Regions from separate parts of the Homo sapiens genome. Here region 2 is linked to region 1. A link is an interaction called in ENCODE POLR2A ChIA-PET data of the cell type or tissue named here. Cell type or tissue: MCF 10A. All regions are shown on one strand. Each heading gives the region's core, and the rest is flanking DNA. Links, peaks and the distances in the headings are about the cores only. Region 1 overlaps LINC02267 (long intergenic non-protein coding RNA 2267). Region 2 overlaps UNC5C (unc-5 netrin receptor C).

What was found. Peaks named below come from ENCODE experiments on the same cell type or tissue, not always from the same donor. Only the 100,000 strongest peaks of a DNase experiment are listed, where the experiment ranks them.
Region 2: POLR2A ChIA-PET joins it to region 1 with 6 read pairs; 2 of 35 experiments call an interaction of 5 or more read pairs at or near these places.

Annotation. Positions count from the first base shown.
Region 1 is chr4:96,759,216-96,771,821 of GRCh38, reverse strand. The region is part of intron 3 of LINC02267 (long intergenic non-protein coding RNA 2267); the gene reads right to left. Among named protein-coding and RNA genes, the nearest start is that of LINC02267, 450 kb to the right of the region's middle. In MCF 10A, for the core only: no CTCF peak of the experiment used is centred there; a DNase peak (open chromatin) is centred at 5,221.
Region 2 is chr4:95,431,592-95,444,197 of GRCh38, reverse strand. The region is part of intron 1 of UNC5C (unc-5 netrin receptor C); the gene reads left to right. Among named protein-coding and RNA genes, the nearest start is that of UNC5C, 110 kb to the left of the region's middle. In MCF 10A, for the core only: no CTCF peak of the experiment used is centred there; no DNase peak of the experiment used is centred there.

The DNA.
Region 1 (12,606 bases), core at 2,661-7,660:
TTAAAAGGGATGATAAGAGCTAATAAATTGTAATGAAAGAGCTCGTTCATTAAGAGAAAATAACTATCTAAAACTTTATGTACCTAATAACAGCTTCAAAATATATGAAGCAATAATCTATAAAACTTCAAGGAGAAATAGACAAATCCATAGCTATACTTAAATATTTCATCACATTTTTCTTAATATTTGATAGAAATGTTAACGAAAAACTATATAGAAGACTTGAACACATTGTTAACAAAATTGACCTAATCGACATATATGGAATACTCCACTCAACAACAGCAGAATAAATATTATTTACAAGTGTACATGTAATATTTGCCAAGATACACCAAGCTGTGGGCCAGAAACAAGTAAAAATAATTGAAAGTGATTTACATCATGCAAAATATGTCCTTTGATCACCGTGGAACAACAGAAAGATACCTGAAAAGTCCCCAATTATTTGAAACTAAATAACACATTTCTAAACAACTCATGGATCAAAAAAGAAAAAAGACACTTTAGAAAATATATTTTACTAAATAAAAATGTCATTAAAACATATTTTAAAATTTGTAAGATGCAACTAAAATATCACCTATAGGAAAATATGTAACGTTACATGCCTATTTAATACAACAGAAGAAATAACTCAAGTCAATAATTTTGTTTTCCACCTTAAAATCTGCGTAAAAAGCAAATAAAACTCAAAGTAGACAAAGAAAAAATAAACATCAGAGCGAAAAATCAATGAAAAGTAGACCAAAAAGTAGAGAAAAAAAAACGGAACCAAAAGTTAGTTCCTTGTGAAGATCAGTGAAATGTATAAGCCAGTGAAACTATTCAGATGCAAGAGAAAAGAGAGAGAATATACAAATTCCAATATCAGGAATGAGAATAATGACACCTTTACAAATTTTTCAAATACTAAAATGATAATATAAAATATTAACAACTTTATGCCAATGAGCTTAACAATTTAAAAAAGACTAAATCCTTGAAAGACACAAACCATTAAAGTTATTTAATAAGACATAGAAAACTATCTCTATATATATTAAAGCAATTGAAATTTATTTTTAATTCCACAAAGAAAACTCTAGGTCATAATGGCTTCACTGGAAAGTCTAACAGACATTTAAGGAAGAACAGTAGGTAAAATTTCTCCCCAAATTAAAGAGGATCAATCATATTTAATGACATTTTATAAGGCCAACATTACTCGAAAAACAAAAGCAAATACAAACCTGAAAAACTATACTTTTATTGCCTATAATGATAATCTCTAATGAACATGGATCAAAAGGTTAACAAATTCTTAACAAATCAAATCTGACAATATATTAAAAAGGATGATATATTATAACCAAGCAGAGTTTAATCGTAGAAACGCGTTTGGTTTAATATATATAATATAATATATTTTAAAAATTGATCGATGTAATTTACCTTATGAACAGACTAAAAGCAAGAACGTTATATGATGATCTCAGTAGACACAGAAAAATCATTTGATACTATGTATATACACTTCTTCTAAAAACTATGAGAAAACCAGAAACGGAAGGGAACTCCCATTAGCATAACAAGGACAATTGCAAATAGGTTACAGCTAACGTCATATTTAATGGTGAAAGATTGAATGCATTCTCCCTAAGATCAAAAACAAAGCAAGAATGCCATTGTTTACTTCTTCTGTGTAAGCTTTTTCCATTGGATATTCTAGCCAGTGCAATAGGCAAGAAAAGGAAGAAAAGCAATCCAACCTAAAAGTAAAGGAATTAGATGGCCTTTACTTGCAGATGACATAATCGTCTACATAGAAAACCAAATCAAACTTACATATAAGCTATTTGAACTAAAAAGTGAGTTTAGCAATGCTGTGGGATATATAATATCAATATTAACAAACTCATTTGTGTTTATATATACCAGCAATAAGCATAAATTGAAAATTTTTAAATGCATCAAAATATCTATCTTAAAAACTATCTAGAATTTATGAAAAAATCTGATTAATGGTATGTGAAGGACCTAAACACTTAAAACTACACAAAATTGCCAAGAGAAATAAGTATTAAAAAACAGAAGTAAACAATTTTCTTAGATCAGAAAACCTAATATTTTTCAGATGTCAGTTCCCCCAACATTGATCCACAGATTCAATACACAACTGACTCAATCTCAGTAACAGTTCCAGAAAGATTTGTAAGGAAAATGTCCTAGATAATTATAGAACTCATATAAAAATGCAAAAAATTATACAATAATCCAAACAACTTTGGAAATAAAGGAAGCAGTTATAGAAATTACACTACTTGACTTCAAGACATTAAAGTGACATTAAGCCAAACAGTGCAGTATTGGTATGAAGACTGACAAATAGAGCAATGAAACAAATAAAGAATTAGTAAATAGTGCCAAATATGTGTAATGAACTGATTTTTCACCATTACAAATGCAATTTAATTCAGAAAACAGACATTTAAAAAAATTATGCTGGAACAATTGGATATCCATATGAAAAAATAAATAAAAACTCCGATTCATACTTTGTAATATTTAATAAAGTTTACTCAAAATTATTTATAGTCCTAAAGATTTATTTTAAAATTATAAAACTTCTAGAAGAAAACCAAGGAGGAAATCTTTGTTACCTTGGGTTAGCCCAAGATTTCTTGGAAATAACACTAAAAGCACAATCCATTAAAAAAATGTACATCCTTCTTTGTGAAGTGTCTGTTTTTGTGAAATATATTTTACCATTGTATCACAGGGTTGCTTGATTCTCTAACATTGCTCTCTTTCTTCTTGTTCACTTCCTTCTTCACTGTCTATCCTCTGTTCCTGTTCTAATCAAATAGAGGTGAGTGGCGAGTAGAGTTAATGTGGTTCTTACTGGAGAGAGTGGTTCCATATAATCTGAAGTTACAAAGTCGTTAACTTTGAATTTACTGATTGTGTCCTCATTTCTTTTGGAGAGTTCTTAGGTGAATCCCATAGGCAGAACTTTTACCTCTTGACAATGTTTTCTATTACTCTGACTCACAGGAGTAACTTCAGGCCCCGGTTCATTGATGTTCAATTCCACATCAATGTTCCACAATGAATCTATACTACTGGATTTCCTTCAATCTCTTTGGTGATCCTATTGAAAGAAAAATTTAAGTGGTTCTAGATTTACTTGATTTTCTATATAGGACAGTTATGTTGCCTGGGAAACATTCATATGTTACTTGATCCAAGAAAATCATGGAAGTTTAGCCTGATCCTAACATAATCACCTCTATCTTACTGCCTCAGGACATACTTTAGCTGTTTTTTTTCCTTGTGATTGAGTCTGGCCTCAGACTTCTTTTCCTCTCAACTGCAACAAATCCATTTCAAGGTCTCTGAGTGGTCCCATAAAGGCCCCTTCATTAGACTTTAGGCGAAGGAGGTGTTGACACCCACCTCTTTCAAGAAAATGCATAACACGGCAACAACTCTTTAAATAAATATCTGTACGAATTCAACTTTTTCTCTCCATGCTGTCACGATTATTTGATATTTTCAAAATGAGTAATGGAATTCATGAGTCATGGAACTGATTTTGAAACTTCAAACATTTATTTTATAAATTATCCATATGAAGATGTAAATTTAGATTTTCTTATCCTTTTTTGTATGCTGTTTTTGACAACTTTTTATTTTAATGATTCTGTTTCATGCAAAATTTAGATTCTGAATCTGATTGCTTATGTCAAAAAATAGCAATTCTGAAAAGGCACAGTGTTCCAAATGTTACAGTATAGTGTCATAAGATCCACAGTATGACTTTCTGAGTTAGTAATACATGCTTGACCACCAGATGGGTAAGTTAGATAATGTACTTAGCTCAAATTATCTCCTTGCAATATGATATTATGCCATGAGATGATATCAAAGATCCCCTCCAGTTCTACCATTTTATATTTCCATATAAATAATAATATTTTTAATCACAAGAAGAGTAAGTACTATGTTAGGAAGCAAAAACGGTTATAATAATACTAAATAATACTAAAAAAAATAACGATAGTGAAAATGTTCTCCCTTACTTCCACTAACTGGATTTATAGTAACAATAAAGAATTTGTAGTTAATGTATGTTAATATCCTAAATATGCCTCTTTTTAACCATTTGTGAATTGACAATCCTTGGTAATTTATCCTGTTTCTATTGAAAGCTTATACCTTCAGAAGTCTCCCCATCTTAGTAAATTCTAAATCTACTCTGGTCATCTGTCACACGTAAACAGAACTTGTCTATCATTCTCTTTTACCTTTCTTCAACTCTGGTCACCTCCATATCTGAGGCCATGCTAGGGGATTCTCTCCCCTCTCACTAAGGTGTTTACTATTAGGCATCACTGTCATTGCCTCCCTCTGGGTAACACCATTGCTGCTGTCAATATCCACAAGCATTTGTGTTTTTTGAAGACCTTAGTCTGATAAAGTCAATTTGTGAACCTTATAGTAGCTGGCAGTTTTCCTTTCTCTGCTTGAGTGTTGTTTATCTCCTCAGGGAAGCCAAAAGCCTTTGTGCTTATACTGCAATATGTTGCAAAAACTTTTGTGAAATAAATCTTGTGGCCTTTATCTACAGTTACTGTCACTTCTGCCTACCACATGCACACACACACACACACACACATGCATCATTTCTCCTTGTCTTTTGTGAAGAATGTAGGAATGGATGTATCAATAGTAAACAAAAATTAATTATTGTGATAAGTGAATGATAATTTTTACTTGGAATCTAGCCAGATTGTGTGGAAAGAGAAACAAGAGCAAGGATAGGCACATGAATAGCAAGAATTCATGAGTGTGTAATGTGTGTACTGTAGTGCCTCAGAGATACGTTTATTGTGCTAGAATGTGCTGTACTTAAGGGATATGCCATTTAAGAACTAAATCAAGAAGAAATTGTCTTACAATAATGTGGTCTGTATTCACCAAAGCTAAACAAATGAGGGGAACTGCAAGTTATTCAATACGTGTATTATTTGATAAACATTTTTTGACAACCTACAGTATGGAAGGCACCATATCACAGTGGCTGTAAAAGAAGTGGCTACTTTTTTCACACCAGGAGAAAGCGAAAAATATTGAACTTGTCAGCGTTTGAGTTTTTAAATATACCACCTCTAATAGTTTGCGCTTGTGTTCTTTAGTGTAATCTTGGCCCAGTGCCTGAGGACTTTGGAAGAATCACCCATTCCCTATGAGAAAGTGAGTCAGAAGACACATTTGAGTTACAAACACCTTACTAAATTCTGATTATCCCCTGACTCTAATGACTAATGTTTTGTTACTAGATCAAACTTGTCTGCTTTTCTTTCTTCCCATAGCGTAAATAGATTCCCAAGAGACTTCTAAGTTCTTGATACAAACAGACTTTGACTCAATTTGACAGACTTTCCCAGATATGCACAAATACTAATATTCGATTGAGTTGACATGCAAATTGGGCTATAAGCAACAATCTACATGTGTCTAGATAAATTATTCAAACTGTTTGTGCCTCTCATTTTTCACTTGTAAAATGAAGAGTAATAACACATATTTTAAACTTTAACCCATTTCAAACCACAAAGTCTTAAATAGATGAAAATAAATGCATGTGCTACTGACATAATAGAGATAGGAAAACCAAGAACAGGTAGGGAAATCTGAATAAAATAAAATATTTAAGCCAGATTTTTTTATTGATATAATTATTGAACTTCATTTTTGTTATGAGCTTTCATGCTCCAGTTAAATTGGGAGACACAGTCAATTATTAAGTTTACTTTTTTTTTTTTTTTTAGACAAAGTCTCACTCTGTCATCCAGGCTAAAGTGCAATGGTCTGATCTCGGCTCACTGCAACCTCCATCTCCTGGGTTCAAGCGATTCTCCTGCCTCAGCCTCCTGAGTAGCTGGATTTACAGGCATGCACCACCACACCCAGCTAATTTTGTATTTTTAGTAGAGAAGGGGTTTCTCCATGTTGGTCAGGCTGGTCTGGAACTCCCGACCTCAGATGATCTGCCTGCCTCGGCCTCCCAAAGTGCTGGAATTACAGGCATTAGCCACCACACTTGGCCTAAGTTTTCAATATGAAAAATAAACTTGAGTTCCACTTTTACTTAGAAAGCCATTAAGAGAAAGATATTGCTTCCCCACCACCAAAAAAAGCCATACGAATTGCATAATTATAACTTTACCCCTCTAGAGATTTTGTAAGATTGAAGTTGTAGGTGAACTAAATTTCAAAGAGTAACAAGCATCTTGAGAGATATAGGACATGTTGAACATTACATTTTAGGCAGATCACAGGAGGAAGAAGTGATAGACATGAACATGAGCCAAAAGTAAACCTGTGCATGCAGACATGCATGTGGTAAGTGGCTGACACCTGTGGGCAGGACTGATAATGCCAATGTACTGAACTCTTCTTTTATGCAAGTAATATCCTGGGATTATGTTTTCCACTCTAGTTATTGAATGTCACAATAACTGAGCCATTAAAATGAGAGCATTCCTTGGATGCGTGTCAAATAGAATAACTTTTCCTACCTAATGTCAACTACACAAAACCCTGAAGTCATTTTTATTTGCATCATATATGGATGGTGACTTTTTTGGAGTGGAGAAATTGCTGATTTTTATTTTAAAAACTTTTTGAAGGGGGCCTTCATCATGAATTACTAGAGGCATGTGACACTTGCCTCCTCCACAAGGAAGAATCAAAACAGGGAGTGGATAATCACACTTTAAATAGAGTATCTAACAGAGATCACTAGAATGCAACAAAGAAATGACAGAAAACACCTGAGGCGTGGAAGAAGGAAGCAAGATAGCCAGCCCAGCCGGGATCGGCTGTGAGCCTGCAAAGGCTCCTTAGTATTGGGAAAGAGTAAATGAGAGGTCCCCAGCAATCCATATTCATACCATGGATTCCTGCAATCCTTATCACAGGAGAGCTCCTCTATCCCTGTAGACTCTGAGACTAGTAAAAGGAGCTACCTGGAGTCTATGCAAAGGCAGTGCTCCAGAGATGAAGTTCACACTGGGGTCTCACATCTCACACAATTCCTGAAACCCAAGCAGTAGTAGCATGGCACCATTTTGAGATCCCAACCCCCATCAGACAGTATTAGGCCCCGGGTTCCAACAGTCTCAGCATTTCCACATCCCTGGAGACCTAGCAACATCTCCTACATCCATCCAGAGGGATGTAGTGGCATGACACTTGTTGGACCCATAGTGCAGGCAGATCTCCAGCACTCTAGCCCACACACTATCCTATACTTTGGAAAATGAATGATGTAGCACACTGGGGAGGCTGCTCTCAGGACAAAGGGAGCCAAAGTATATGCTCCCTAGCATCTGAGTGCCCTCCGCCTAAAGCTGCTCTTACTGATAGCATCCAGGCTCCCCTCAGCAGCACAGCCACAGTGCACTTACACATGCCCTGATGATGGGTTCTCCCTGCCAACTGCCGCTGCAGCCACAACTACCCAAGCACACTACCCAGGAACTTCAGAATTGGCTCACCCTCCAACCCCATTCACAGCTTTTACCTATGTAGCCCTGAGGACCAACTACCAGGAGCCACTTCTCCCAGTGCCTGAGCACACCACCCAGGGGGCCTTGTCAGTCACCTTGGGTATGCCTATGCACTGCCGGGAGCCCTAATAACAGGACCAGAATACCTGCAACAATTAGTGCCCAAGCACACCATCCATAGGCCTGGGGGTTTCCCTGCTTAGCCCACCACAGCCTGCACCTGTGTACACCGTCATGGGGCTTAAGGATAGATGCACCCAGCCTGGCATTGTACCCCTGCAGTTCCAGCACTCTATCTGGAGCCTGGGGATTCACCTCTATCCCTCTATCAGTTGCCCTGGGCATGCATGCACACATTTAGAAAGCTAACGGTATGCTCAGAACGACTGCCATTGCTGAGCATGCCATCCAGAAGCCTGGGTATTGCCCTGCCCTATCCACCACCACCAGCACCCATACACTCCTCCTGGGGACCTGAAGATGGACCTGCCCAGCATGCTGCCACCACCATTGCTGGAACCCCCTCCACACACACACCACTTGGGGGCCTGGGGACTGGCCCTCTGAGTCTGTTGCTGCCAAGGCTAATACCACTTTGTGCCACCTGTTAGCCTGAGGGTTGTTCTGCCACAGCCACTGCCATCATGCATGCCATACATGCTGCCCAATGATCCAGGGACACACCTCCATGCGAAGTTCACTGCTGTCACTGCTGTCACTTAAGCAAGTTGTATGAAGGCCTAAGGAACAAACCAATAACCCACTTGAACCTGTTAATATCAGTGCATGCATATGTCACTTAGGGGTCCAGGAGAAGCACACACAGCCCACTACTATAACAATTGAAGCCAAGGACTGGCAACCTGACATCCTCATCCCCAGAAAATCATCAACACAGCCTCCACTGACAACTTCAACCTAAGCCACTGAAGAAATCACAAACATGAGTGATGCTGTTTACAGCTGAAGAAATGCTTCAAAGACTGCATTACTGCATGCACACAGAATCAAAGCTAAAGTGCCTTACCAAACAAACGCCATAGGCATATCTACAGGAAAAAGTCTTCCACTATGAAAGCCAATCCAAAAAATTGGAAAAGTGACTGTTATACCAGATGCACAGGTATCAACATAAGGACACAAGAAGCACAAAAAATTAAGGAAACATGACACCTTCAATGGAGCACAATAATTCTCTAGCAACGATTCCAATGAAAAAAAATTATGAAATGTCTGGAAAAGAATTTAAAATAATAATGTTAAAGAAGGTCAGTAAGACACAAGAGAACACAAGTAAACAATACAAATAAATCAGAAAAACAATTTAGGATAAAAATGAGAAGTACACCAAAAAGATAAATATTATTTTAAAAAACCCCAGAAATCCTACAAATAAAAAAAATCAATGAATGAAATAATAAATACAATTGAAGGATTCAACAGATCAAGAAGAAACTGTTTCAAAAATTGAAGATGGGTCATAGAAATAACCCAGTAAATACAAAAAATAAAAAATAAAACATAATTAGAAAAGCCTACTTGACATATGGAATGCCACATAGTGACAGAATTTTCTAATAATGGGTGTTCCAGAGGAAAAGAATGGAGTAAAGGTATAGAAATTGATTTAAGGAAATAATAGCTGAAAACTTCCCAAAGTCTAATAAGACATTTAAATATCCAAATACAGGAAGCTCAAAGATTCCCAAACACATGCAACCTAAAAACGTTTTATTCAAGACACATTGTAGTCAATCTGTCAATAGTCAAAGAAAAAGGGAGAATTCTAAAAACAGCAAGAGAAAAGAATCAAGTCACATATAAGTGAAATCCCATCAGAATAACAATGGATTGCTCAGCAGAATCCTTACTGGCCAAGAGAGAATAGGATGATATATTCAAAGTGATGAAAGAGGAAAACAATCAAACAAAACCCTGCCAGTCAAGAATACTACACCCAATAAACTTATCCTTCAAAAATGAAGGAGAAATAAAATCTTGTCCAGACAGGCAAAAACGGAGTCAATTCATTACCACTAGATCAGCTCTACAAGAAATGTTTAAGGAAGACCTATGCCTGGAAGTGAGAGGATAATATCCACTGTCATAAAAATAGACAAAAATCTAAAATTCAATTATTAGACTTTTGAAAGAAAAATACACATATGAGGAACAGAAAAGCCTGTTTTTTTTTTTGTTGTTATTGTTGTTGTCATCACTACAAAAAACACCAAGCTGCAATGATAAACAATGAAAAGAGAAGAAAAGAATAAAGGATATAAAAAACAATCAGAAAACAATTAGCAAAATGACAGAAATAAAAACTTACATATCAATAATAATGCTGAATGTAAATGGATTAAATTATCCATTTAAAAGATATAGGCTGGATGAATGGAAAAAACACCTTACCCAACTCTATACTACTTATAGCAAACTTACTTCACCTGTGATGTGTCATATAGACTGAAAATAAAGGGTTGTAAAAAGATATTCCACGCAAATGAAAACCAAAAACAGGCAGGAATAGCTATACTTGCATCAAATGAAACAGACTTTAAGTCAAAAACTATAAACAGGGACAAAGAAGGTTATTATATAATGATAAAGGGATCAATCCAGCAAGAGGATATAAAGGAGCACCCAACACCAGAGCACCCAGATACATAGAGCAAATATTATTAGATCTAAAGGAAGAGATAGACTCTAATACAATAATAATTGAGGATTTTGGCACCCCACTCTCAGCATTAGACAGATCTTCTAGACAGAAAATCAACAAAGAAACACAGGATTTAAGTGGTACTTTAGACTAAATAACCTTAACAGGTATTTACAGAACATTTTATTTAAAAACTGAAGAATACACATTCTTCTCATCAGCACATAGAACTTTCTCCAGGATCCACCATATGTTAGGCCACAAAAGAAGTCCCAATGCATTTTCAAAAACCAAAATCATATAAAGTATCATCTCAGACCACAATGGAATAAACCAAGAAATCAATAAGAAGTTTGATAGTTGTACAAATACCTGGATCTTAAACAACATGCTCCTGAAAGACCATTAGCTCAATTTAAAAAGTAAGAAGAAAATAAAAAAAAAATTGAAACAAACGAAAATGCAAACAAACCTACCAAAACCTATGGGATACAGGAAAAACAGTGCTAAGAGGGAAGTTTATAGCAAAAAATGTCTATGTCATAAAAGCAAAGGATTTTAAATAAAACAACCTAATGATTCAACTCTAGGAACTAGAATAGCAAAAACAAATCAGAGCGAAAATTAGTAGAAGGAAAGAAATCATAAAAATCAGAGCAGAACTAAAGGAAATAAGGACTAATACAACTATATAGAGAATCAACAGAAAATCAGTTTTTTAAAAGATAAAATTAATCAGCTGCTATCCAGACTAACCAGGAAGAAAAGAGAGGACTCAAATAAAATCAGTAAGAAAAATGGACACATCAGAACAAATAACTCAGAAATACAAAAGATAGGCAGAGATTATTATGAACAAATTCACACTAACATACTGGAAAACATTGAGGAAATAGATAAATTTCTGGACACATAAATCTTACCAACATTGAATCAAGATGAATAGAAAACCTGAACAGACCAATAATGAGTAATAAGATTTAATCAGTAATAAAAAAATCTTCCAATAAAGAAAAGCTCATGATCAGATGGCTTCACTGTCAAGTACTACCAAACATATACAGAGGAACTAACATCAATTCTCAAACTCTATCAAAAAATTGAAGAGGAGGAAATTCTTCCTAACTCATTCTACGAGGCCAGCATTATCCTGATACCAAAACCAGAAAAGATGCAACAAAAAAGAAAACTGTAGGCTAGTATTTCTGAAAAATATAGACACAAAAGTCCTCAATAAAATACTAGCAAACAGAACCCAACAGCATATCAAAAAGATAACATACCATGGTCAAGTGGGATTTATTCTTATTTTATTATTATTGCAAGGATGGCTCAGCATACACAAATCAATAAGTGTATGCAAGGATGCAAAGATGGCTCAGCATACACAAATCAATAAGTGTGATATATTCCATTAGCAGAATGAAGGACAAAAACCACACAATTACCTCATAGATGCAGACAAGCATTTGATAAAATTCAGTATCACTTCTTGATAAAAAAAAAACTTTCAAAAAATGATCCATAGAATGAATATACTTCAATGTAATGAAGGCCATATATGACAACTCACAGCTAACATCATACTGAAAGGGGAATATCTGAAAGCCTTTCCTCTAAAATATAGAACAAGACAAGGATGCCCACTTTAATCACTCCTATTCAACATAGTACTGAAAGTCCTAGTCAGGGCAAATCAGGCAAGTGAAACGGAAAGGCAAGTGGAAAGCCATCCAAATTAGAAAAGAGGAAGTAAAATTCTCCCTCTTTGCAGAATACGTGATCTTAAGTCTAGAAAAACCTGAAGATGCCATCAAAAATTCTTTTAGATATGATAAACAAATCTGGTAAAGTTTCAGGATACAAAATCCACATACAAATATCAAGTGTTGCTATATGCCAATAATAAGCTAACTGAAAAACATCAAGAAAGCAATTTCATTTCATTTACAATAGCTACAAAACAAATAAGACACCTATGAATAAATTTAGCCAACGAGTTGAAAGACCTCTGAAGGAAAACTGTAAAACATTGACAAAAGAAACTGAAGAGGACACAAACAAATGAAAAAACATCCCAAGCCCATGGATTGGAAAAATTAATTTTGTTGAAATGACCATACTATCCAAAGCAACCTGAAAATTCAATGCAGTCCCTATCAAACTACCAATGACATTTTCACAGTAATATAAAAAAATCCTAAAATTCATATAGAACATAAAAGGAGCCCACATAGCCCAAGAAATCTTGAGCAAAAAGAACAAAGCTGGAGGCATCACACTACCTCACTTCAAAATGTATTACATGTTATATCAACCAAACGAGCATGGTATTGTTGTAAAAACAGAAACATAGACCAATGGTACAGAACAGAAAACCCA
Region 2 (12,606 bases), core at 4,534-9,533, 1.3 Mb after region 1:
GTCTTTATCTGCCAGTGCAGTTTTCACTGTAGAACCCCACATTAGCAGAGATGAGCTCAAGTCTGTTGTCCATCTGTCCATTCCCAGTATAATCTATGGAGTTAGTTTCATGCTCTCAAAGGATATTCAGGAGACCATTAGCATATATGGAGATGCGCTATATTAATAGCCATCTCCATGGTACAAGACTAAGGAATTCACTCTGTCAGTATTCAAAAATGGTGATGGAGTCTTAATGGATTAATATATGTTTATGTATATAAAATAAAACATTCATGGTTTAATTAAAGTGTTTGTAAATTATCTTGATTTTATCTTAGTGAAAAAATAGGGTGTTTGTATTATTCAAGAGAGAGTAGATCAAATCCTACCAGTACTTTGATTGAAAATTCTGTAATCTCACAGAAATTCAATAAAGAATAATAATAAAAAGAAACAATAAATATATAGTTCAAATAAACTTTTCTATACCCCTTAATATTGATAGAATTCTGTATAGGAACATCATTTTCATGTTGTATCTATAAAAAAAGCACAAACTGAAAATAAAAGATGGTTAAATAATAAAAGGAAAACATTTTTAAATGTCAAATTTTCAGTGAGTTCCAAATAAAAGAATTATTTATTACATTCTCAAAGGTCCTAGATTCCTCTGCATCCTTGCAGCAAATGATTGGCAAATTGCTTTGATTGTTCATATAATATCAGTGTGCATTTAGAGTAACAGAGACCCTCAGTCATTTGAAGAAATCTTTTGAAAGTTAAGAAATGTTAAAGAAATAGTATTTAACATACTAATACATACTGTGAGTAGCAAAAATAGGTACCCTGTTACTCTCTGGTAGTTTCTAATTATACTTGAAAAATAACAACACAAAAATACACAAAGACCTCTGAGGCCCTCCCTGATCTCTAAGATGTCCCTTGCCTGGCTGTGTCCTTTCTGATCTGATCACGTAGTATTCTTTTCCCTGTGTGACACTGACTTTCTTGCTGTCTAATTGTTTAGACTATCCAACCTGCTTGCCATATCCAGCCTCCTACATTAGCTGTTTCCTCTCCTTGGGATGTTCTTATAGCAGATTTTGTATTATTTCCTTATTAATATCAACTAGTCCTCCCTTAATCAGTCTGGCTAAAATATCCCCAGCTTCTCACTCTTTCTTTTTTTGGAATTAGCTTATCTCCTCATGCTCCCCAACTGGAATGCGAGCTCTTTGAAGGCAAGGACTGTCTTCTTCATTATCATGTCCTCCAAACCTAGGAAACATCTGCCAGCGTTACCATTATGATAAATAATACAAGAAGAAGCTATACATACATACATAGCATATATTTGCATGAATATGTTTGTGTGTGTATGTGTGTGTGTGTGTGTGTATTGGCGCACACACTCATGCATGGACTTTTAGGAAAGAAATTAAGGACACGTCTGCATACATTACTAATTATTTGGCGCATTATTATATTAGGCTACATTTGTGATTGATTCTATATAAGACAGCTATTATTTTACCTCACCAAAATTCTTCCAGCTGTGAATAATAGAAGCAGAAGAGAATATATATTGTTAAAAATGATAAGTGTGCCTGTAGTCTCAGCTACTTGGGGGCTGGGGTGAGAGGACTGCTTGAGCCCAGGAGTTGGAGGCCAGCCTGGGCAACATAGCACGACTCCATCTCTAAAAAACAGGCGGGCTTGATGGGTCACACATGTAATCCCAGCACTTTGGGAGGCCAAGGAGGGAAGATCGCTTGAGACCAGGAACTTAAGACCAGCCTGGGCAACATAGTGATACCCTGTCTCTACAAAAAAAAAAAAAAAAAAATTAGCTGGGCATGGTTGCACATGCCTGTAGTCCCAGCTACACAGGGGGCTAATGTGAGAGGATCACTTGAGCCCAGGAATTCAAGGCTACAGTGATCTATGATCACACCACTGCACTCCAGCCTGGGCAACAGACCAAACCCTGTTTCAAAACAAACAAACAAATAAACAAACAATCAAAAAACAGTAGGGTCCTTCAAGACTTTGAAAGTCTTGAAGTCTTCAAAGATAATTCAATCTCTTTCTCTCTACCCCTGCGCTACTACTGTTAAGAGAGTTAAAACTCAAAAAGTTGACATGGTTCACAGCGTCACATGTCTAGTAGACTATACAAGCAATTCACCAAACTGGGCTCCTGAATGGAAGTCATAAATTCTTTACACTAACCAGGTTGCCTTTCTTTGCTCTGTGCTGGGTGATCCACCAACTGACCTGCTTAGCGTGTTAATCTTACTAGTTTACTATACTATTTAGCTTCATGAGAGCAACTTATTCTGAACAGTGCTCAAGAGTCCAGCCTCCTGAAACAGACTGTTTGGGTTTGAATTCTGACTGTACCATTCACTAGATATATTGCCTTAGTTAGGTAAGTCACATCACTGTGCCTCACTTAATTCATCTGTAAAACAGTGATAATGATACAGGTCTTTTGCTGTGATAATTAAATAAAATAATTTATGTAATTAGTTACATTACATATATTATGTGTCTATGTATATATATGTATTACATATTCATATACAGAACAGTGTAATTATACCTAGTTTTTGCAAGATCTCCAAAACATTGATTTGCAGAGTTACTTAGAATAAAGAAAAATTGAGTGCTAACTTAAACAAATAACATTAGGCCAAAGTAATTTAGCAATTTCTTTATTAGTCAAATATTGATTGAAAAATAAAACAACCTGGGCATATTTTTCACTGATAATCACAGAGTCCTCCTTCGTTATTCATTAAATAATTTTAATATTATCTTTTGAAACATACAATTTTGAAAGTGAAATTTACGCAAAGAGCATAATGCATTCATTTGAAGTTCATTTGGAAGGATTTCTGTATTAGCAGTTCCACTGCTTCCTTTTGTTGAGCTAGGAAATGAGGACATAGCCATATTTGTTCAGGAATGAATAGAAACATGACACAAAAGCAGAAGTCTGGTGGCCTGACATTGAAATTGTCCTTGTATATTAATTTTTTAAGCAGTTTTTAAGACACCGTTGAATTTAAGCAGCCTCCATAAAGGAATGCTTTTATGTGGTCAAAACCAAATTTAGAAATCAGAAATTCTTAATTCCAATAGTATATAGACTCTATTTCCAATGACCTGTCCAGTTTCGTTTTTATTTCTCTTTTTTAAAATTGAATGTGGCTTATATTTAATATTTGTGAAGTCCTTTCAGATTCTTCAAATGAGCGACTCTATATAAATGCAGAAATAGCATTGTTAATTCCCAAGAGTATTATAAAAATTACTTAATGTTTGTAAAGTACATTGAAGATGAAAATTGTGATGTAAGCAGTAAGTGTTAAGTATTATTTATTAAAGAAAAGCATGTTAGAGCTATGGTTGCTGATAAGTACTTTTTAAATTTCACCGAGTTTCTTTCAAGTTCACTGAGGCATGGCCAAATGTTATTCAAGCACTCCAGGAATCTTCCCTCCTTTTGGGACTTACTGCTTTTTTTTTCGGTGTCAGGTCTTCGGAATCTTAATTTTCTCTTACTAATTATCACCATTACTGCTATCTAAAAACCTAGAATGCCTTAAAATTATATACAAGTGAAATTAGCTATATATGCAGTATTTTTGAGTGGAAAGAAGTAAGTAGAGTCTTCTACTCATACTTTAATTAAAAGTCATACCAATATTTGAAATAATCATGAAAGTACTGAATAACTGGAGAGAGCCTAACATCCTCTCTGAATGGTATATGATACTAAATTGCTGTTAATGAAGGTTGAAAAAATTGGTCTGTTTTGTTTGAATTTCTTACATTTGGAGAGCAAAATATTTTTTAAGATGTGACTAAATTCATCTGGGTTGTCTCTTTTCCACATTTATTCCCTTCTCTAATACTAGCACATAGGGAAACAAACAGAACAAAGGCAGCAAACACAGGTAAGCCACCTCCTACTGAAAACAATCTACTGTCTCCCTTTCTCCATTACGTGTACTTCTGGCTTTCCTATCCGTGCAGAACAATAGCCTCTCTGTGATTTTATAATCTCTGCAGGAAAACCAACAAAGGTATCTGAGGGTCGCTGCATTGCCAGAGAACAGCAGAGGCAGAACCACCAATGGAAAGCAGAAGCAGCAACAGGTGGCCGATTTTGCACAAAATGCAGGAGAGAAATGTCTCCTAGTGCATAAGGGAAAATAAACAGCATGATTGAGTAGGTCAGCTCTTAGCTTGTCCTCTCTTCCTGTATTCTCTCTTTTTTTCCTCTCCTTTTCTAACATTTCAACCTCTAGGAAGGAGTTGGTGACAGAGTGGTGCCATGAAATTAGAAGAAAAAGACTGACATTCAATTTCTTAGTGCCTGTGGGGTCAATACACGCCCTGACATATGGGTTTACGTTTCCCACCCAATTAGCCAGTCTAAATGGGAATATTCATTGTTCTAAGCAAATCCAAATTGACATCAGCATCTCCCAAATTTATTTGACCTCAGAACACCTTTTTTCCCAAAACACCATTAACATCCTGCTTCTAGAATGCACTTTGGGAAATGATGCTTTTTATACAATCAAAAAAGTTTCAATTACATATTCAACTTATCACATTAACACGGAAGTATGTGACATGTTTTTGGAAGGTTTCCTTCAAATAAAATATTTTGTTTCCAGAAGTATTTCTCTTTCATCTATCAAAAGCATATCTGTGACTCTAACCATATCCAATAACAAAGGGGATGCTTGTGCTTTGTGTTAAATAAACTTTCCCTTAAAACATAAGAAGGAGAAGAGGAAACAAAAAAAAAAAAACCAAAACCTCATGTAACACTTCTTTTTGCTAAATGATTCAGATTTTTCCTCTTGAGTTTATGGTTCAAACAGCCTTTGAACCCTTCTTTACATCATCCACGCCAGCCGTGCTTATAAATCTTTTCCATTCTAGAAGCTTGAGATGTTTTATTATTTATCTGTATTTGTTGGGGCCAGCCTTGATAAAGCAGATTGTTTATAATGGAACTGCTTACTGCAAGGGCCTGTAAAAGAAAAATAAGCTCAATGTGGCCTGTGAACTTGGATATGCACCAGGGTATAATTTTTCCTGCTACATGACAGGGTAGAAAGAGACTGAAATCACTGATAGAGTTTTGGGAGATTTAAAGATTGAAAACAAAGCTACCTTGTACCATCTTCACTTGGGGAGAAGGAAAGACCCTTAGCATTTAGGGAAGACCTCGTCCTATCCTCCGTTTATTGATGGGTTTCCTCAATGATTATGGATAACTGGAAAAGGAGAAGATAGGTATCTAGAGGCTCATTTCTGGAAAACTAAATATCTACAGAAAGCAGCAATGCTCTCTGCAAAGTTTACAAATAAATCAATCAATAAAATCAGCTGTTTAGGAATGCACACACAATATTTTATATTCTGGTACATTTCATAGAATGTGTGCTTAGATTCATCAGATGCAGAATGGAAATAATCATATAGCAGTCCTTCCTTATCTGCAGGAACTATGTTCCAAGAACCCCTGTAGTTGCCTGAAATGATGGATAGTACCAAACCCTATGTACACTGTATGCCTAGCTCTTAAGGATTTTTGAGTGATAACTATATTATTGCTATCTCTATGTATCAGCAAAAAGCTAAAAACATTTTTTGCAAACCAAATTTTTCTGTTTTGAGACATATACTTTTGCATTATGCTATACTTTTCATGTATTTTTGTGTTCATTTTATTTATATGATATTTTCAAAAAGAGACGTTCCTATAGTTGAATTATTAAATAAGAGGATATCTGTTCCCAGAAAGTTATCTTGGCTCCAGAGCCACCAGAATTCATTCTTCTAATCTGCACTGATAAATATTGATATGTGGTAATTTGGGAGCTTTGTTTTAATGGGAGAAGAAGGTTTTTAATTTTCACTGGTAGTACTTTGACATGGTCATGGAACCTCTGAGTTCAGGTCCAGGGTCCTCACCATCTTTCTGAGAAATATCTTATTAAAACTAGAGTGGTCCCTGGCAAAAGCAATAACAACAGCAACAGCAAACAACAAATTTTTAGTTATGTTGATTGACTTACCTAAAATCCTGATCTGGTAGAATGGTGCCAATATATATCTGTAAATGGAGATCCTGTGAGGCAAAGTTTCTTTTACCATGAGTTTTGTTATAGTGATGGAAAAGAAAATTCACACATAGTATTAATGAATTTAGAAGCATGAATGTGCAAAGTTTACCTGCAGCTCTGCCTTTATCTTTACCATCCAAATAAACCACAGCTAATTAATCACACGGAAGTCCTGGGCTCTGATAAAGATCCTACCACTCTATTTTATTTCTTTGGATGCTGCAAAACAATTTAGCAAAGTTTTCTTAGTAGGGCTATTGCTTTTCTTACACAATCATGTGCCATTGCATGAGACCTTACCACTGATGCTCTATCAGCGTCAATGGCAGACCTTCATTTCAATAATAGGGCCCAGGTAATTCAACTTACTTGCAAATTTGCAGAGTTGCAAGAAAGCTAATTACAGTTGTAGTAGGTACCTACAAAATATGGGTGATGTCTGATAGTCAAAAATTTTCTGTAGTTTATTTTATAGTTTCTTATTTTATCATGTATATGCATGAAAGAAGGGCTATCTCCTTTATTTCCTAAAGGTTATTCAGCATCTCTTATAAAATTCTGTATTTTTTCCCAAGTGCTACAAGTTCCTTTTACAATATGCCACAGAAATAAAGAAAAGCTTTTTTTCTCATTTATACGATACTATGATTTGTAGATATTCAGTAAATGGAATTATTGGTCTTAATAATTTAAAATCTTGTGTACTTTTTGAATCCTTGAGAATTTTAGATTGTAGAAAAAGAACTATGATAGTATAGAAATGCAAATTCAATATTCAGGACTATCTAAATATGAATTTTTTGTAATATTTTAAATAAAATACATTTAATATATAAGAATTGACATGATACACTAATGTAAATCTCACAATTAGAATTGCATAATTGATTCACATCAATAATAGACCTATATTTGATGTTCAGCTATGCTTTTACTGACTTTCAAATGGTTTCTGTTTTGCTTAATTGGTTTGGATTTGCTCTGTCAGGTTTTTTCCCTTTATTTCCTCAGTGAGAAAGTTGCAGACCTGCTGTTTTATATGTCTCTGTTTTTTTTTTTTTTTCAAGAAAGAAAAAGGCAAGCAAAAATCTATGTTCGATTAAAGGCAGTTTATTCTGAGTTTATGAGCACTTCAAAAAAATGTCTCCTGCCTTCATTGAAGCATTATGAAAATCCCATAGTACATCTGTCATAGAAATTAGATGCTAGAAAATTCCATTAAAGATCATTATTTCTAAGATTATAATATTGGCTGTGTTCTAGAAAAATAGAGCATAATGTCATGAGGGCATCTTTCCCACACCCTTCCTCAATTGTTTTATTAGCTTATTCTGTATTTCTATTGGTTATAGATTGACTAGCATTATTCTTATATATATTAGCAAAATATTCTGATATTTCAGCAGCTTGAACGTGTTCATTTTTCCCTGAGTTACTCCTAGACTTAATTAAGAGAAACAACCTGGGGCCTTTTGTTGAGTGACCAGTCTTTACATTTTTAGCAAGAAGACTGCCTCAAAAAAAGTGCCCAAACAAGGATTAGACCATCCATCCATAGCAGTTTCTGTAATTAGTTATATATCTGCACAGCTCACAGTGTAATATTTGGACAATCACTCTGGTTACAATTTGTCTTTAATTTAGTAATTATGAGTTTTGTTTTTACTCTTTTTCCTATGGAGGAATCTTTTCTAGCTTCAAAAATATTTCAGAGTCCACCTCCAAGAAAATAATTCTTGCAGTTTTTTGAAAATATTATATATTATTTAATAGAGGGGTACTTCCTCCATTTCAGAAAAATATACTATGGGTTATTACTTTTTATCTAGCTGTTAATGATTGATCCTATGAATTTTCTCTTTGGATTTTTTTTTTCATCAGATAAATTATAATTTCTCATCTCTCCAGTTATTACCAACTCTGAAAATGGGTAATCTGTGGATATTATTGGAATAAAAATTATTTTAATATAAATTTGCATCTCTATTATAGGACACTTTTAAATTGTGGAGAAAAGCTTCATAAAAATCACATAAATAACAACAGGAAATTGTCCAATCAGTTCTGCTATACATGACATAAATGTTCCTTAAATTTATCTCACTATGCAAAATTGGAAATAAAAATCACAAGAGTTTGTGGGGGAAATAGGATTGGAGCATAACATGCAAAATTTGAATTAAATACACACAAATATAGAAGCCTAATAAAACTGATGGAATATTTCTACACATGCAAATGGTTAAGAAATATAAACGCTACAATAAATATGGACTTCACCTTGAAAGAGACCTAAGTTTGCTTATGGAAGAGGATGTTGGAAGAGTTGCAGCTTGGGAGTTACTGTGAAGAGGTGGAAGGAGGGTTATCTGAAATCAGACAGAAAATTGTAACACCAGATGTGGATGGGTATGGTCCCTAACACACATGGCAAACTGAGATACCTGTTAGATGTTTGAAGGGTTATGTGTATGTATTTTGTATATTGCTATGTAGCTTGGTTCATTGGATGCAGTTTTCTATAGTCACACATTGTTCCTCACAAGTAAAGTAATGCATAATTAGATGGGAAATTTGTGTCATGCTCAAATTTTTCCCTGTTAGTAATTCATGTTTTTAAAATAAGAGTTATGACAGAAGACTAAACATCTGAGAGACAGGCACTCTAACTTTCTAATTGAAGACGGTGAACCTAGCTGTGGTAAAAAAGAGGTGGCTATTTAATAATGTCACTAACATAAACATAATTAAATGACAACATTTTGATTTTTCTGTGTACCATTATGAAAAACTGAACATCAACCTCCCTGTCCAACTTGATTCATTCATTCACACTGGGTTTTGCACTGAGAAGTGACACCTTACTTGAAAGGGATATCAGAATTGGGAGGGCCACTTAGTAATCATGCAACATTTCAAAACCTTTTGTTTGTCTGCTTCCTTGTACTCTATCTCTGGAATTTGTGATTCCCAACCAGTCAGTACAAGCAACCATGGCACTGTATTCATTTAATGAATGAATATATTTAAGGGAGCAAATGAAAGTGTGGGACATGCAAAATGTATTCAACTATCCATTTCCTGTTGTACGTTTTTCTGCAAGAGCAAAACTCTTCTGTGATGTGTTGCTGTACTCTGAGAGAAGTTAACAAATATTGGTAGGGAATGGGCTTTGACAAACTGCAGTGCCTCTGTGGCCCTTGCACTGCTGTGCTTTCATATTCTGGAGCTAGACTCCAGTGTACAGAGTAGAAAAATAATAAGTTCTTTGAGCTGAAACTTCATAGTCACTGTGGGATATTCAAGAAGGAGACCAATGCGGAGAAAGATAATATAGTCATGGCTTTGAACTTTTCCTAGATTTTACTTGCCAGAAACCAAGCGAGAGTCACTCTGACACCTTATTATTACTAGCTCTCTTTCTCCATGTAGGGAAAAGTGCTCCACAGTCCATGTCAATAAAAGTGAAAGGGAGTTCACACATGAGAGAGAAGGTGGTCTGAATTTAGTGTGTAAAGGAAGTATATAAAGCTAAGATCTATTCCAAGCCTCAGCTTGGAGGCCACCTTCAATGGCAAGTCCGTCTTTTCCTTTCCCTCCGATTCAAGTAAGGTGCCCCTTCTTGCGTTTCCAGAACACTTTTCAGACTGTATTATATGTATCTGTTTCATTGTCGGGTACAGAGTAGGTGCTTAGTAAACATGTATGAATGAATGAATAAGCATTGGATCTCAGACCTTACTGTGAAGAGGAAGAGATAAAAGATAAATTTATAAATTGATTATGAGATAATGTGATGCATTATTGTAGAATGAACAAGTAATGTCCAAGAAAGAAGAGATCAAAGAGGGCTATAATTCATTCAGTCAACTGCTATCTGCATCCTGTTTCCCTGTGTTAGATGAACTAGTGGATTAGAAATATATAGTCCCTACAATCATGGAACATGTAAACTAACAAAGCACACAGACATTAAACAAAGAAAACATAAACATGTATAATTCACATTTTGATAATAATTATAGAGCATAACTGGGAAGACATAATCTATATGGGCAGGCAGGGAAGGCATTTTTAAGGAAGTGATATTTAAAAGTGATGATCGAAGATGAGGAGGGACAAAAGGAAGGATTAACTTGTGCACAGGCTGTGAAGGCATCAAGAGCTCAGCTGTGTGAGAAAAAGAGAGAAGGCTGAAGATGAGTGAGCTGGGTAGGCATGCTGGGCTGGCATCGTGAGTAGAGAAACAGGCTGGAGCCAGATCATACTTGGTAGAAGGTTTGGATTTTAACTGAGATGAGTTTGGATGCATTTGTCAAAACTCAGTGAATGTAAACTTAATATTTGTGAATTCTATTTTGTGTAAATATTGCATGAAAAAAATCTAAACAAATATTGAACTCTGGTTAATGATATACATGTTTAAATATTTACTGGGACGGTTCTTGGGTTTGTAATTTACATTGAAATGCATCAAAAAGATAAAATTGATAGAGGAGTGGATAAATATATAGAAGTATGATGAAACTAGTAAAGTAAGTTACTAATAAATTGAAGTGGTAGATATACAGATATTCACTGCAAAATTTCTTCAACTTTGCTGTATGTTTGAAAATATTCATAACAGTTTTGGAAAAAATAAATGCTCCAAAATGAAAATAAGGAGATATATAATAATCATACAAAATCCCAAAACCCAAAAAGAAGGATTATTCTAGGATATTACCATTTGATTCTTGCTCTGTGATTTTTTATTTTTATGGAATTGATACCTGCATTTTAAAATAATAAGCATATCTCATCACTTTAAAGAAATCATTTTAAATTATTTGCATCATTTTACATTACTTAAACTATCAAATCTTTGATGAGGTATTTCTTTGACTAAGTATAAACACAAATCTCTTAGACTAGAATGCATCAATCCTCAACTGTCCACCCAGTACCTGTCAGTGTGGCAGAAAGGAGGTGAACACACTGGAGTCTATTAGTGTAATCAGTTCTCAGCAGAAGATTCTACTTTTAAAGTTTTTTAAGATTTGTGGTTGACGTAACTGACATAAAAGAAAGAACAATTGTTTCTTTGAAAGTAGCTAAGGGTACCCAAGAGTCTCAGTGTATTCAGTAGTTTAGATTCTAACTTGTTTCTGTGAAAATGTAAGTAGCATAGTGTGAAGGCTGTGGAGCAGATTGCTCTTTTCCTTGATGAGTTGCTACCCACTATGAGCATTTTGCTGATAAATTAGTGCATCACACAATGTTAGAAGCCTTGTGCTTGATCTCCCCATGTTTTCAATGAAAACATTTCCCTTTTATTGATGTTTGTTCTTATTGACCCTTTGAGGTCAGAAGACAGAGTTTCTTTATTAAATCAGTAAATCAGGGGTATTTAATTGGCTCTAGAAACTTCTGAGTGGTTTTGGCCTATTCCAGCCCCAAACAGGGTTCTGACCAACCACTGTGAATTCTGCTTTTCCAGGAAGGTAGGGGGTGAGGGATTATAACAGGCTCTGTGTAAATTGTCACTTGCTCATTGCCTTCAAAGCACTGGTTTTCTTGGTGTAGGCAAAACGCCAAAATCAATGTTTTTGACTCACATAAAGAAATAGTTTAGCATTTGGAAAACTGTATGATTATCCCTCTTTTTCTGACAGGCCATCAGACATTTAAAAAATAAAATATGTCTTAGGTTTTTACAGAGGAACTTATTTTTATTCTTCATGTTACATCAAAAATAATGACATGAGTGTTGGCCTTAGCAACTGTGTTAAGATCAATGATACTGCAGGAACGATGAAAGTAGACTTTTATAATGAGAGCAAATGGCCCGGAGTCTGTGAGAAATTGCTGAGGATCCTTTTACCGTAGCACCATTGCTAATTAAAATCTAAGAATCAACACCAAGATTGTTCAGGAAACACAAATACTGATTGGAGAACCAAACTTGAGGGTCATTCCAATTTCTAAACTATCTTCATTGGAATTTAACTTTTTAAAAAATGTCTCCAAAGCGTCATAACCTCACTTCTATTCATTTCCTTTTACATCTCTTACATTTGTTTCCCTAGGCTTTCTGTTCTTGTGCTTGAGATCATTATTACTTGATACGGGGCAGTGACAAATGAGGGAAGCAATTTGTTCAGAAATCATGCCTGTGGCAAGTATTTCTAGACTGGAGAATGTAGCCTCATTTATCATCATCATTATCACTGAAAAGCTATAGGTCAGGAATGTCTTAAGTCCCCTGTGTTTCAGCATTGTCTATTAAATTGGGGTTAATTAAAATGTCTCTTCTAAAGGTACTTCTCTTGAATACACACACACACTTTAACTCTGGTCTTTTTTAGCAGAGCCATTACTCTATTTCCTGTAGGGAGGAATGGAATGACATGTGTAGGACATGATTTCATTTTTTAGACTAGAAAAGGAAAACCACCTAGAGAGTTGTGACCTTCAGACATGTCGACGG